Regions from separate parts of the Homo sapiens genome. Here region 2 is linked to region 1. A link is a contact called in ENCODE Hi-C or POLR2A ChIA-PET data. All regions are on one chromosome and are shown on one strand. The core of a region is the stretch at or near the end of the contact, and the rest is flanking DNA. Distances in the headings are between cores, read along the strand shown. Region 1 has its middle 13 kb from the start of MIR2277. Region 2 overlaps ARB2A (ARB2 cotranscriptional regulator A).

Region 1 (7,247 bases), core at 2,479-4,978:
TTTACACACACACTCCCACCCACTGAGCCTCTGAGCGTGGCAGAGGATAAGAGAAGAGAAAAAAAAAAGGCGAGGAACTGGTGAGGCGGAATGGAAAGGAGGAGGGAAGTCAGCCCAGTGGTTACACCCCTGTGCAGAGGCGCGCCCTCCACTGGCCCCCTTGCCCCACTTTGTGCCTTTGGTTTGAAACACTGGAGGTGGCCCAGGGCCGTTTTCCTCAAAGGACTGAGAATCTTGATTTGCCAAGTGCTTGGGGCCTCCGCCCAAGGTGTTTGGGGGCTGCGTGGTGAGCCGAGGCAAAGCCAGGGTACCCCGATCGTCTTCCGGGCGCATCCACCATGCGGCACCGCCCCAGCCACGGCGGCCGCGCGTGGAGACCCGGGGGCTTAACAAAGGGCTCCGCGGGGGCACGGGGGGGCGCGGCCACGTGACAGGCCCGAGCGCGACGTCGCTGTCCAGCCGCGGGGAGGGGCGGCCAGCCCGGGGGGCCGTGGGGCTTCTTGACATAGAACGTCCGGGCCTCGGGCTGGCCGCGCCGGGCCGCGCTCCGCCGGGATGAGAAGTACTTGTCTGGCTCCGCGCTGGAGAAGCCGCACCTCTCATCTCTCCGGCTCTTACTTGAAAAAGCACTTGGAAGAAACTGTGTGTGCGCTGGGAGGGCCGCGGGGTGGGCCGGGGCCGGCTGCGAGGCTGAGGGGGGCCGGCTGGTGGGTGGATGGGGAGGAGGTTGAAGAAACAGCCCCTTTCTGAGTGACAGGACCCCTTTTCAAAGGGCAAACAGAAAAAAAAAAGAAGAAGAAGAAGAAGAAGCTCCTAATATGAATAGGAGAATTTTCAATGTTTCGCAGTTACTCCACCTCCCCCCTTTTAAAGAGGGATATTTTTTCCTTTCCTTTTTTCCTATTTTTCTTTCTTTCCTTTCTGTCCTTACCCTCCCTTCCTTTCCTTCCTTCCCTCCCTCCCTCCCTCCCTCCGTTCCTTCCTTCCTTCCTTCTTTCCTTCCTTCCTTCCCTTTTCTTTCTTTCTCTCATTAGATTGGAATTGCGTGCACAAACGTGTTTTTATGTGTTTTCAGGAGAAAGAATGATTCATTAACTTTAAAAAATCTTCATGGGTTTGTCAGAATTATTGAAACATGTTATGGTGTTTTCGAGGACCCACTGACCAGAGTGGAAAGGCAACAGACGAGTCACGCTTTCAGACAGGGGGTTTTAAAGATGCTGGGTTTGTAGGGGCGAAAAAAGGGAATATCTTACGAAGTTCTCCCTCATTCCAATAACAAAACCTGTCACATCTTCACTTCTTACTAGAAAAGATAGTGTCCTCATTTCCTCATGTGAACAGCTCTAAAGTGATTACTGAATGTCTCTGTGAGAAATCAGGATGGGAGAGGAAAGCTCATCACATTCAGAGATTTTTTTTTAAGCCTGCCTTCATGTAATTTAACCTTAGAAACACTTTTATTATCCTCATTCTCAACCCCAGCTTTTTTTTTTTTAATTGGAGGGCCATGCCATATAGAGGAGAAAACCTTCTTTTAAAAAAGATTTAAACCCACAGTACCACTTGTTTGTTGTTGTTGTTGTTATCATGATTATGATGGTTATTATGTCGTCCCCTCCTTTTTGCACTTGATCTGATGAGAGAACTTTTTTTAAGAGTGTGAAATGAAGGACACAAAGACATATATCAATGAAAAGAAGAAAGTGGCCCTTTTAATGAGAACTAAAGAAAACCCAAATGTAGATGAAGTGTACCGTAAAAGCTGCTTCAAAGTCCATCTTAATTCCCTTGGGCTCAGTCATCACGAACGCGTGATAATTGGGAGTTCTGCACGGAGGTAAGGCCGCCATAGGGTGGGGAGTCCCGCAGATGCACCTCCCTGCCCTGTAATCCCAAATACATTTCAACCAAGAACTTGGAGATATTACAGAACCCAGATTTGGCTACTCCACCTTCAAACGCTACCTGCCCATTAAAGACATTTTGTTTTCTTCCAGAGCAACTGTGCTCACTAGGGGAGCATCATCCTCTGTCCCACCCCACCTCACCCCCCAGCAGGCTGATATAGGCTGGACAATATTGTAAGGTTTTGATCATTATTTTGTGATCAACTCTGTTTAATTTTCTATTTATTTTCGGACCTGAGCCTTTCTGGATCACAAAAGTCCCCACAAGTAACACAGCAATAAATCTGAACAAAAATAAGACAGATTTCCTTATCGATGTGTAATAAAGTTAAAGGACATTGTTTTGTCAGACAAGCGCTAAGTAGAAAATAAATCTCAGGGTCTGGGGAAACAAAACGGAGCGCTGCTGGCATGTGTGTAAATTTACTTTTAAAAGCAATAAATCAATGTTAAATTAAACAGCTGGGTACCCTGTCTAGGAGAAGGTTCCGTGTTTAAGAAGACCTTGATGGGAGAAATGTACTATTTAACAAGACACACACACACACACACACACACACACACACACACAAAGTTAAATTTTTATTGGCATCCGGAGGCAAGACTGCCCTGGGAACTTTTCTTCTGAACTTCAGAGAGGGAGAGGGAAATAAGAGAGAGCATGAATTGTGTCTACTGTCCATCCTCAGATCTTTACACATATTTTCAGGCATAAGGAGAAAAGGAGGTTTTGTAGAAATGTATTAGATGTGTTCTAAATTGTGGGTTAAACTATGAAGTCTCTCTTTATTGGCTTAGGTTTGTTGGGTGGGTTGTGATTTTTCTGAGATTTTTTTTTCCTGTAAGTTCTATGACCTGTGAGTGTGTTAAGCATACTCTTATCTCATGCTTCCTTTATTCTTAATGTGGTTGTTTTGCACAGCAAATAGCACAGTAGAAAAATCAAGAGGACTGTTATTTCATATCTATTGTGCTTGTGTTCATTAAGTAGCAAACCTGAGATTGGAGTAGCATTTGATATTCAACAGGAATATTTTAATATTTCATTTTCTAATTTTTTTGTTTTTGTTTTTGTTGTTATTTTACAAAACTTCACTTCACTGGGAAAAAAATTGTGTGTGGGACATGGAGATGAGGAGAGAACAATAGAAAAGCCTAGCTCTGGCTCTGTATTCTAAGAACAATGTGAATCAATGAGCTACTATAGAGGCAATATTCAATAGCAGGAAATTAAGAGTAGTTTAAGACTAGCATGTATATACACTGGATTATTTTCCAGCCTTAAAATGAAATTCCAGAAAGACTCTTTAGAAAGCACACATATTATTGAGATGAACTCTCTCAGTCTTTTGAATTCAGATGGACTGGTTTAAAAGAAAAATATGCGGTACCTGCCTCTACAGAAACCAGCAGATTATTCTTTACTTTCTTCACATTGAAATCCCAGAAGCTTTATTTTGTAGTTACATTGTTAGCCCAGTTCCAAAGAATATTCATATAATTAGGTAACATTATTCAAACTTTAAAATTATTTTTAAAAAGTGTTTCAACCCCACCCCCACCCCCTTCAAGCTACACACTAACAGGGTAGTTTTCTAGCTTTCTAGCTACCTTTGACTTTTCTTCAGCCAAAGAAAATATCAAAGACCCAGTTGCCTGGAGAAGAATAAAGTTACAGCATTTATATTTAGGAGGCAGCATTCCATTTCCATGACCATCAGTGGCTTGTTAAGTAAATATGTGTCTTATGCCACTCGGAGAGAGCTCAGATCGCCTGTCAGGAGGCGTCTGGGCAGCCTTGTAAACTCAGAGTGACTTCTCATATCGTGCTATGTTTTCCCAGCGATGCGCTTTCCTCTGCGCTGAAGCCCTGGGAATCATTTCAGCCCAAGGTGAGCCTTTCAGGCACTGCTCTTTGTCCCCATTTGGATAAGAAGGTGCAAAACTAGTTAGACACTAGGCTGATTTTGGGGAGGTGGTAGGAGGGGATGGAGAAGCGGCCTGTTCTAATTAAAGACAATAAGCAATCCTGCGAGGAGCTGTCCTTTAGCCTTGGCTGGAGGCAGAAACGGTCTGTCTCACCTCAGTTGTTAGGTTTATTTGAGCTGGTCGGTGAGGCGAAGAGCAGAAACTTGCAGGTAGCTCTGGGCTCAGGTGAGACTGGGTGGATGGTTAAATCACAGCAAGTGATCTCGAAGTCCCCCTTTACCTCCCCATCCCCTGTCCTTCTGTGCTCTGTGCTTGACTCAGGCATACTTTGATTCTAACTTTGCTTGCTAGATGGCGCTCGGTGTCTCAGGACTTTCTGTTTCAGAATTAAAGCGGCTTTTTAGCACCGTTGTTCTGAACTATTTGTGGGCATTTGATCAGTACAGTGCTGGTAATGTTATTATTGCCCTTGTTTTCGTCACACTTTTTCTCTTTTTGATTAAGGTATCGTCCAGGTGGGAGCTGCCCATCTTAATCCATATAATAATGAAATTCAGGGAAACTCTGCACCTAAATTTAGGGCACATGTGTGGTTCAATTACCTGTTCTGGTGCACTTAAAAAGGCACCTTAGTAACTTTCCTCCAAGAATGTGATTGAGGTTTTCAAGAGGACAACTCAGCAGGTCCAGATGGTGATTTACAATCGTCGAGGTTTCCCACTAGAGTCCACCACCCTCTCCCACCACTACTCCCCATTCTCACTCGAAGATGAATCAGGCTGATGTGGGGAACTTATTACTTTCATTTGTCATTATGAGATAGCATTAATTGATTGAAAAAGTATTATGATTTCTTTATAGCCCAAGTACTAAAAATTTATGTCTACAAAGAGATATATTTTAATATTAGTAATGAAAGTCACTACACAGCTTGTTTCACAAGAAGAATGATTTGTGGATTCTAATGTATATTTATTTCAATCACTAAATGATTCTTCTCAGATATTCAAAACACTTTTGGAGGGATTCCTTTGTGTTGAAGCACGAAGAGAGAAAATCAGTAGTTCTAAATTTCTGGTGGAAAAAATTAAGATAAGCCAAAAAGACCTGAATATTGTTTTGTCGAATGAAGATGTCATTTTCACAGCACCCACTGCTCTCATACCATTGTCTGTTTTTTAAAGAAAGGATTGCTGGTGAGGAAGGCAACGGTTGCAAATTAAAAATATCTCTTTATAACTTTAAACACTTTGACATGGGAGAGTTTAACTTGTTACTTGCTTTTAGGATTTGGAAACTAATTTGTATAGAAATGTTCTACCTTTGGGGGAAATTAACAACACACAGAGCTCGGTGGTTTGGAAACCTTTTGTCAAACCTTGGCTGCTTTGGTGAAGAACCCCGCAAAGACTCTCTCTAGGTGTTAGGCTGAAACTAGCAGGCGCTGAAAACCTAAAGCAGAAAATTTACAACTTGATCAGCCCCAGCCACACACCAAAAAACCTGCTACTGGTGCAAACATATGTTACAGATTAAGTTAAGCAAATGGCTCTCATTTTTTCAGGGTTGAAAGTTGATCATGAAAATTCAAATTTGAGTGCATTGTGCTTCTAATAGATCACTAGATCCTCAGATGCTTACAAATCCTCCCCAACCATTTACTCAAGAAATTTCATATATTTTATCACCTTCTTGAGATCCTAGCTTAGAATCTCATGCAAATTGACTCTAGTCGGGTATTATTTTCCAGGAACACATGTAGTTTTAAAAGTTGGCTAAGTTGAAAACTGGCTGTATTCTTCCTTCTAATGTTAAACTGCTAAATAGCTGAAGTGTAACTCAGTTGTTCTAATGCTTTCTCTGTTTCCTCGTATACCTACTAACTTTTAAAAGCAGAAATTAAACTGCAGAATTTATTTTAAAGTTTCATTTGCTGGAGAAGTAAGTGATTTTTTTCACAGCATGAGGCAAAATAAAGGAGTGTTACCAAAGCCTTTAATTATGTCAGGAAAGACTGAAATCATGGTATTTCTTTTAATGGGGATAACTATCTTTTGCAACCTCTCTGTGGTCATCCAGCCACCTCCCAATTAAATTATTTGAAGACCAGCGTGGCTACTAAAATGCCTGGTAAAGAAGTTTAGAATTAACTCCCCACTCTCCAAGGTAACTCCCTTGCAAGTTGCAGAGGATGGAGCCAGGCATCCGACACCTGGGGTCCCTTCTTCCGTAATCGCGGGAGTTTGAAATCATCCCCCTTTACCTCTCCACATTCGAATGATCATCCTGCAGATTTTAACCGATATTGTCATGTTGAAGTTTGGTGGTTATTGTTTACATCTCTCCTTTCCCCAAGGGGTCTTGGTAAACGTTTAAGAGATTATTGATTTCCAAGAAACCAAATAAAGAAGGCTGTTCTTTTATAACATATGAAATACACACTTTTCTTTAACTAAATAGGCAGTGTATACTTGACATTGACAAATGGGCAAGAGACAAGGAAACTTATTTTAAAAGACTTTGAAGGGGAAAAAAATGGATACAACAGCAGCAATCCTATGGAATAGTAGGGTTTTAATTGAAACAAACGCTGGATAATAAGGAAAAAAATAGTAATCTATGCTGTAAAATGGTTTAGAGTTTTCACCGAACACACACAGATGGCGAACAAACATCACTGAAGATGCTCCTCTCAGGGGGACCTGATCAGTATCCTCAATGTTCTGATTTATTATAAAGAAAATGAGTTTCCCATGCTTCTTTTCTTCACAGTTTTCTCTGGCAAAAGTGGTTCTGAAATTTCTACTCAGGTCTGGGAGTTTCTGACGTACTTACAATAATCCAGAAAAGTCATTCTGAAACTGGATTAGGAGCATACTTTTTTAAAAAAAGTAAGAAATTCTTGATTAATGAAATGCAGATCTTAACTACCCCTTTCCTCCAAGTCATAAAGGAAATCCCTTGTGAAAGAAAGCGATTCCCAAAACCCAGACTGAGAGAGTAAACCTTAGGCACCCAGAAGTTCAATAAGCGCTGTCCCTTCCACCCCAAATCTCCACAACTCCCCTAGCCCCGACAGAGGAAAACCTCACGTCCTTCTCTGCACCTGATTCCCTTTGCTTGCTCCTGAACTCCGGAAGGCTAGAACGAATTTATCCAAAGATGGAAGAAAGCTCAGCACCTGGAAGCTCCCCCAAAGGGTACTGGCCAAAGATATGCAAACATTATGTAGATATTTCAGTTGCGGGTTTAGATAGTGGGAGATGGATCCTAGTCTAGAATATTCGAGTCTTCAAGTCACTATTATTCAACAGGTCTTCGCTATGCTGCACACTTCAGATGCCAAACTGCATTAGCTAACGTGAGTTGTCCCCCGTTTTCGTAGGAGGGTCGTGTTGCTAGTTTAGT
Region 2 (7,247 bases), core at 1-2,500, 190 kb after region 1:
AAATGCGAACAGAAAAAATCAACCTAGGATAATGCACATATCTATTTCTCTTTGAAAAATTTTAAATAATTTCTAATTGAAGTACCTATATAGGAGAAATCAATTTAATGTGCTACAAAGCAAAGGTATTTAAAAATTTTATTTAAAACTGCCCATGTGTTTATATTCAGTTATTTTACTGGTGTTTAGACCAAGCTTGACTATAGTGGTAATCTTTTTTGTTTCTTTTCATTCAGGATGTAAAACATATGCTATGAAAACTTTAAAATCTGCAAGAATACTTTATTTAAATTACTCATGTTAAAAATCAATACCTTTAGCTAATAAAAATAGGGCATGATTTAACTGCATATTTTCACACACACACACACACACACACACACACACACACACACACACGCACACAAAGATACAGCTATAACTCTAGAGGAGAAGGATATAAAATTTTACCAGTTCTGGCATGTTTAATTAATTAGGAGAACAGTGTAAAATAGTTGTCTATATTCCTTAGGCTACTGATTGCTTTCTACATTTGGAAGATGGGGGACAAGACGGGAGAGGAGGGAGTTTTATTTTAAAAGTGCGTATTAAAACAAAAATGTTATTAATGTCCTTAGAGATTACAGGTGGTGCTATAGATTGAAACATGAATATTTAGGCTTAGAATGGACACTAAAATTCTAAAAAATAAATGGAGCAAATCTTTATATTTTAAAAAGATTTCAAGCTATAATTATCGATTGAAAATGTTTACTTAATTATGTTGTCACTTGATTTTCAACTAGTAGCCACAGCTCTAATCTATAAATAGAGTTAGGAATGGTAGCACATCAATTTTTCTCTTTCATTTTTAAATGATCAGCTGAAATAGAGAATGAAATGCAATCTTTAATATAGTTTTAAAAGACTTTAAGTTACTTTTGAACTACGAACATGTGAAAAATTACAAATAGGATCACTGACAGTAATTTTTATAAGTAAAAAGGTACAAATTGTTGCTATTTGTGCTCTTCATTCTTAATCCTTTGCTTATCTTTCTTTTGACCTTTATCCAAATGAATCACACTAACTCTTGAATGCTTTCTCTCACTTGATTTCTAAAGCTGTTCATCACACTTGCTGGCTAGAAGCACAGCTGGCAAGGGATCTAAGCCTCATCACTGGGCAAACTTGCCCTTCTGGTTTTGCCAAGAATGACATTTCCAATGGAAGAAAAAGTTACTGTATGGGACACTGGATACTCTATTTATTTGTGAGAACCAATAGCTCCAACCCCCTTTGTTAGCACTACATATAGGCATTAGAAATAAAACCAAAATAACAAAGGATCAAACAGCCTAGAGTTCTCTAAATTCAATTGTTAATTAAAGTGAGAGCACAGAAACCAGCCGAGTATTTTTATTCATTTCCTGAAGAAAGATGCAACCAAGGATAAGCAGTGCCCCCTAGTGTCAATAACCACAGACAATAAAAGCTAGAGAAAAGTTGCTAATGTTAGCTGAACTAAATTATTAAAAATATATGTTTTAATACATGATAAATTCATCATTATTCAAATTTTAGACTTTACATGTATATAAAAGCACACCCACATCATTTATTTAATACTGACTTGCTCAGGAATGTGCACATGTGAGGGCACATGCACACACACTGTACACAGACTGACATGGCCAAGATGTCTTTAATGTTTCAGGCAGCTCAGAAAAAAAATTCCACCCAGCACAGCAGGCCATGCATGAAGCGGGTGTCAGCAAGCCCTACAGAATCACTCACTGTGAAGACATCTAATAGGAACTGCTGAATACACAATACAGGCAGCATGGCCTGAATGGCTAAAGTGGAATGGCCAGAACGAAGTCTGAAGGTTTTCAAATACAACCAAAATTATAATTCAACCAGTAAAGAATTTTTAGACATTTTCTGTTTTTATTGTTATTAGGAAATTAGTATATTTAGCCTGTATTAGAGACTGATTTTGAAAATGCTATAACTTTTACCATGCATATTCTGAATATTGAATCCTAAATCTGAAGAACAAATAAATATACATCCTCTCTTTGGAAAAAAATGCAACACAAAATTCAAATATTAAAAAACACTAAATATATTTTATAAAATTTAAGTCAAGATATATTTTCTCTGATAAATCTTATAAGAAAATTTAAGTTATTTTTAAAAGACAAATTAGGTATCTAGAGAGTGATATATGTGCCAAACAGGTAAAGTCAGTTTCTTGTTTTGTGAAATACTGTCACTTATTTATTAACAGCAATTTTTGTCATAGATGACACATAAATGGGGGCAAAAAAGAAATCACAATGAAAAAGAAAACATCCATACAAATAAAAATGATAAACAGGAAAAACCAAAAAGCCAGGAGGACTGGGTATGTATGTATCAAATAAGCATCTAATAAAAAGCAAATTAATACGATAAACAATTGCTTAATTTTATTTACATAAAAAGTACAAGGCAAGAAAAATTCAAGGCTATTTAAAACATGTATTTATACAGAAGTCCATTTGTGAATTACTTTTTCACATAAACCAATAATGCATATAGGACTAGTTTTTCATTTTAAAAAGCACAAGACATAATTATGCTTTTATAAAAAGATTGCTATGTGCATTTAAGTTGCTCCATCTTTAAAAGGATGAAGATGCAAATGCAATAGTTTAGCAGGCATAAACAGAATTCCAGAATGATGTTTAGCAGTAGATAGGTATTTTGGCCATTTACAATAAATTCTGGTTAAAACAGAAGCTGAAACTTCAACTATTCAAATTTAGAAAAAGTTCTAAAATGCTTACTATTGAGTTTTTAAAGAAGCATAATGATGGCAAGACTACTAAAATCTTTAAGAATTAAAGAACAGCAGCAACAACAAAAACCCCCTTCTTACATATAACAGTATTTCGCTAACATCCAGAAGGAAATAAAATGTAGATGGACATATTTACATTCATGCTAATTGTATGGACACACATTTTGTTGCATTAACAATTATGAGTTACTTCTCACAAAAATCTCCAATGGAAATGGAGTATTATACCACATGAGTAATAACAGGTGCCTGCTTAGATAGGTGATAGTGAAAAGTCAAATTTGTGTGCCTATCCACGAGGAATGAGGACTTGTTTTTTCCTTGGTGGAACATGTGCAGTTTAGCATGCTACTGCAGCTGGCACTAAACATCAAGTAATTTTCTGCAGCTCTTCAACAGACAAAAACATTATACATATAAAGTTGTTATGTTCTTTCATGTCTTTTACAAATTTTTGTTTTCATGGATACTACAGCTTTCATCTTTAATTCAACAATAGACTACTTGGTGGTTATTTGTTATTAATATAGGCATAAAGTGATGTGAGATTTCTAAACCCACCCTAGAACTCTCCTACTTCAATTCCCTCTCCTCCCTCACCGCCCCCCCACCCAAAAAGAGGGATAAATTCTAAAGGCTAAGATGTAAGATGAGAACACATGAACACATAGAGGGGAACAACACATACTGGGGCCTATTGGAGGGTGGAGGGTGGAGGGTGGGAGGAGGGAGAGGATCAGGAAAAATAACAAATGGGTACTAGGCTTAAGACCTTGTGATGAAATCATCTGTATAACAAACCCTCATACACAAGTTTACCTACATAAAAAACCTGCATATGTATTCCTGAACTTAAAAGTTAAAAAAAAAAAAAAAAGAGAAAAGCTTCCATTTTTGGACATAAGAATTTTTTAGACTTAACCCAAAATATTTCTATGTGTTGATTTGGGGAATGTATGAATAAACGTCCCTGGTCAGGTTTTTCTTTTTGTAGAAAACGGGAAAGGTAAGCAGGTCCATGCCTGTTGCATGAAAGAGATGCTGGGTTAGGATTATGAAGACAGTGGAGCTAGGTTTGTACACAGCCGGAGAGAAATAGTGATTCAGAGCTGTTATTATTCCTACAAGGTCAAAAGAAATGGAAAAGGTTTGTAACCCATGTACTCTATTACCAGCATGAACATACCCATAAATACATTTGATTCCTTTCTAGAACATCTCAAAGAGTTTGGAAATATATGTACACAGACACCATACAAAGATAAATTTTAAAATGTGAGCTTTTAGCTTTAACTTTCTAAAGCCTACATTAAAGTGTTCAAATACAAATTTTGTTTTGCGTATGTGTTCTTAACAGACACAAATGACAGGATTCTCATAAAATGCTTAAAGGCAGAAAAAGAATATAAAAGATAAATAACTTCAAAGAAAGATATTTCCTTAACATATGTATATTCATCTGAGTATCTAATAAGTAAACAACTGTTCATGCATATCATATCTGCAAGGATTATTCACTAAGAGTTTCCATATACTTAAGCAAGCATACATACATACCAAATAATTGAGCATAATGCATTTTTAATAGACTCTTATTATACCAAAAACATTTTCGTTAAGATGATATAACTGTATTATACTTTCAATAATAATTCAATATTATTAAAAGTTGTAAAGAAAAAATACAGCATAAAGGAAATATTAGTCTTCTGATATAATTTCTTTAGCTACTGATTTTAATTAACATTAAGAACTGCTCATATTTACCAGTGGGAGTTAATGCTTGCTTATTAGCCAATATATATATTGTTCATTTATATTACCTTGGGGCAGGGATTGAGGAAGAGTAAGAGACAGCTAGTAGATTTTTTTTATTCAGAAATTATATACTTTTTAATATATCTGTTTTATTCCTCAGAAAAGAAATGCTTTTGCCTAAAACAAAGTATATCTTTAGTAATCTTTTTATGTTTAATTTTTTGATTATTTTGAAAAATTTGAAATTTGTACATATACTGCAAGTTAAAAATCAAAGTTACAATTAAAACTTAAGTTTAAGTAACCAGAGATATATAATAATATCATACAGAGTGGCAAAAAATTTACAAGCATGTCCTAGGTGGTGAGATATCAAATTTTATTTCAGTAGTCAAACAGAAAAAAATACATCTTTAGAGATTTTATGAGGGGATGCATTTTAATATATAATTAATGATTAATGATTTTCACTACAAAGTTACCATGGTGTTATTAGAAATTCTCAGATTCAAATATGTTATAATACAAACATGGTAACTTCTAGAAATCACCAATCTAAATATATGATGCTTTGTTAAAGGGAAATAATGAGAACGGGGTTGAAATCACTGAATCCTTTCTTCTATGATTTAAAAATTACTATTCCTATATTTGAAAATCCATTAGCTTGAAAGCTTTTTGGCAATTCCTTGCTCCTTCACTATATAAAGGAAAAAGCAAAGGATTTCACTGAACAAGTTTTTACCAGCTATTTTACCTTTTTCATGTTTCCCAGTACCTCACAGCAAAACCCCCGTTTCCCCAGAAATGTTTAGAGTGTAAGCACGGTGAACATACTTCAGACTCAGATCACCATTCCCCTGCACAGAAGAGTCTGGAGAAGGTGTTCTTCCAGTGTAAGGTCCTGAGTATGACCTGAGCAGTAATAAAACAGCAGGCATCATACAGCATCCTTCCTGATAATTACACAGAGGTCACAATCCTTTATTTCTCACCAACTACTGAATTACATTTCTCCAATTTGGGTCCATACAAGAAGCTGATTATGTATAAATTTAAGGGGAAGAAATACAGCAATTTTGACTAAATTATATGTCAGAAAGTCTGTTCAGCTCAAATGCATATGTATACCTATTTGTAGTTGCTCATGGTCACTTGCATTTGGGGTTGTCGTTCAGTCCTATAAACGGTTTTCAATGGATCTCCTGTTGCACCATACACTTGTTGGTTGTATACAGTCAATGGTTCTTCCACATAGCTAAGCGAAAGCACTTCCCAGCATCTGAATTAGCTTGTTTGATCATGAGTTGCTGTGAAATATATAGACTCTTCTGATTTCTGAGGTAAAAGAGCTCTCCTCCACTCATGAGATTATTTTATATCTAGTAGAAGCTTAAGATATATATTCAGTCATTCAGATACGCAAATTTAACCACCAGAGACAAGTAAATTATGCAAGATGATGTACATTCCATTTCAGCTGGAAAAAATGTACAAACACTATACAATTCCAATTCAGAGAGCTACACTTGCACCAAGTTGAGAGGCACTGAAAAAAGTTGCAACGTAATATCTGTGTTTACACAGATTGGATTTAGTTTTGAAGAGCTGTTCTTAAGTACTTGAAGAGGTTTTCCATCTTAATACTTTTATATGCCTTTTTCATTGGTATTTTCATAATTTTCTCCCTAAACTACCAAACATATACTAAATCTCCAGAAAACAGTTACAGCTTTTATAATTTTTTCATATTTTTATGATTTATATACTATTAACAATTTTAGACATTCTAAGTTTAGATCACTCACAAATCTAATTTTTCAATATAAGATCATATTTCCTCATATATGTTATTTACATGAATAGTAACTCTATTTATAAACACTGGCTAGATAAATTACACACAACTCAGGTATATACTTCATTATATAGCTATATATTGCTGAAACTTTTACAGGACACCTTAAAACAGCAAATGACATTATCTAACCACTTGAGGTTATTGCTCTTGTATAATAAACATTTAATTCGCTCCAGAGTTTTTAAAGTATGAATTCCAGAATTTCCAAAGTAAACAAAAGAAATATGATCTCTAACATTTTAGTATCAAATTTTACAAAACAGAATTATTAAAGTAGAAAGAGATTTCTATGGCTTATGATATAGAGTGACACCAGTGATACCACTGAGTGAAATCACTGATGTCATGTTTTTCTGTAAAATTTAACTTCTACACTTTAACAATATTCAGAAATAGTGACCTGTTAAAAAACAGTATACACAAAAATGTCCTGATTTGTAGTAGGTGTTACTAAATATGCTTTCTAAAACCATTATGAATTATGGTAGCAGAATTTAATTACAACCACACAATAATCAAATTCAGCCATGACACATTTCTAAATCTTTGCCAAAAGTAACCTTTTTGTAAATTCACATAGGCTTTGATGAAACAGAAAACTGGTCTGGAGGAGGATATTGTCCTACATCTTGACAGAATCCTACATTTGTCTTACCAGTTCCTCACTAAATGCATAGCTAATAGGTTGGAGGTAATGGGCATTTTCTTGATAATTAGCTGTGTAGGCAAATATGTTTTTTGGCAGATCATATAAATGTTGATTTAAGGACCAGCCAATAAAGAGTGCTAAGCTGTAAAACA

The links. Hi-C counts contacts between places; a loop is a spot of excess contacts on that map. ChIA-PET counts read pairs that join two places held with the same protein, here RNA polymerase II (POLR2A). Pooled maps may share reads with other maps.
Region 2: a loop to region 1 is called in a map of Panc1, with 4 times the contacts of the local background. The contact joins two enhancer-like sites. A Hi-C loop is called at or near these places in 81 of 168 maps with a recorded cell type or tissue (A673, B cell, CD4-positive, alpha-beta T cell and 53 more), 37 of 37 single-sample maps with no recorded cell type and 44 of 50 pooled maps. POLR2A ChIA-PET finds 5 or more read pairs at or near these places in 7 of 52 experiments (A673, AG04450, HCT116 and 4 more).

Annotation. Positions count from the first base shown.
Region 1 is chr5:93,603,808-93,611,054 of GRCh38, forward strand. No RefSeq gene overlaps it. Among named protein-coding and RNA genes, the nearest start is that of MIR2277, 13 kb to the right of the region's middle. RefSeq lists a silencer at 4,016-4,310. Within about 2 kb of position 3,729, at least 4 of the 41 ENCODE cell types and tissues checked have a DNase peak (open chromatin) inside an H3K27ac peak, as active enhancers do; they include PC-9 and Panc1, where a contact is called at or near this core.
Region 2 is chr5:93,800,026-93,807,272 of GRCh38, forward strand. All of the region lies in intron 8 of ARB2A (ARB2 cotranscriptional regulator A), which reads right to left. Among named protein-coding and RNA genes, the nearest start is that of POU5F2, 62 kb to the left of the region's middle. Within about 2 kb of position 1,251, at least 3 of the 41 ENCODE cell types and tissues checked have a DNase peak (open chromatin) inside an H3K27ac peak, as active enhancers do; they include PC-9 and Panc1, where a contact is called at or near this core.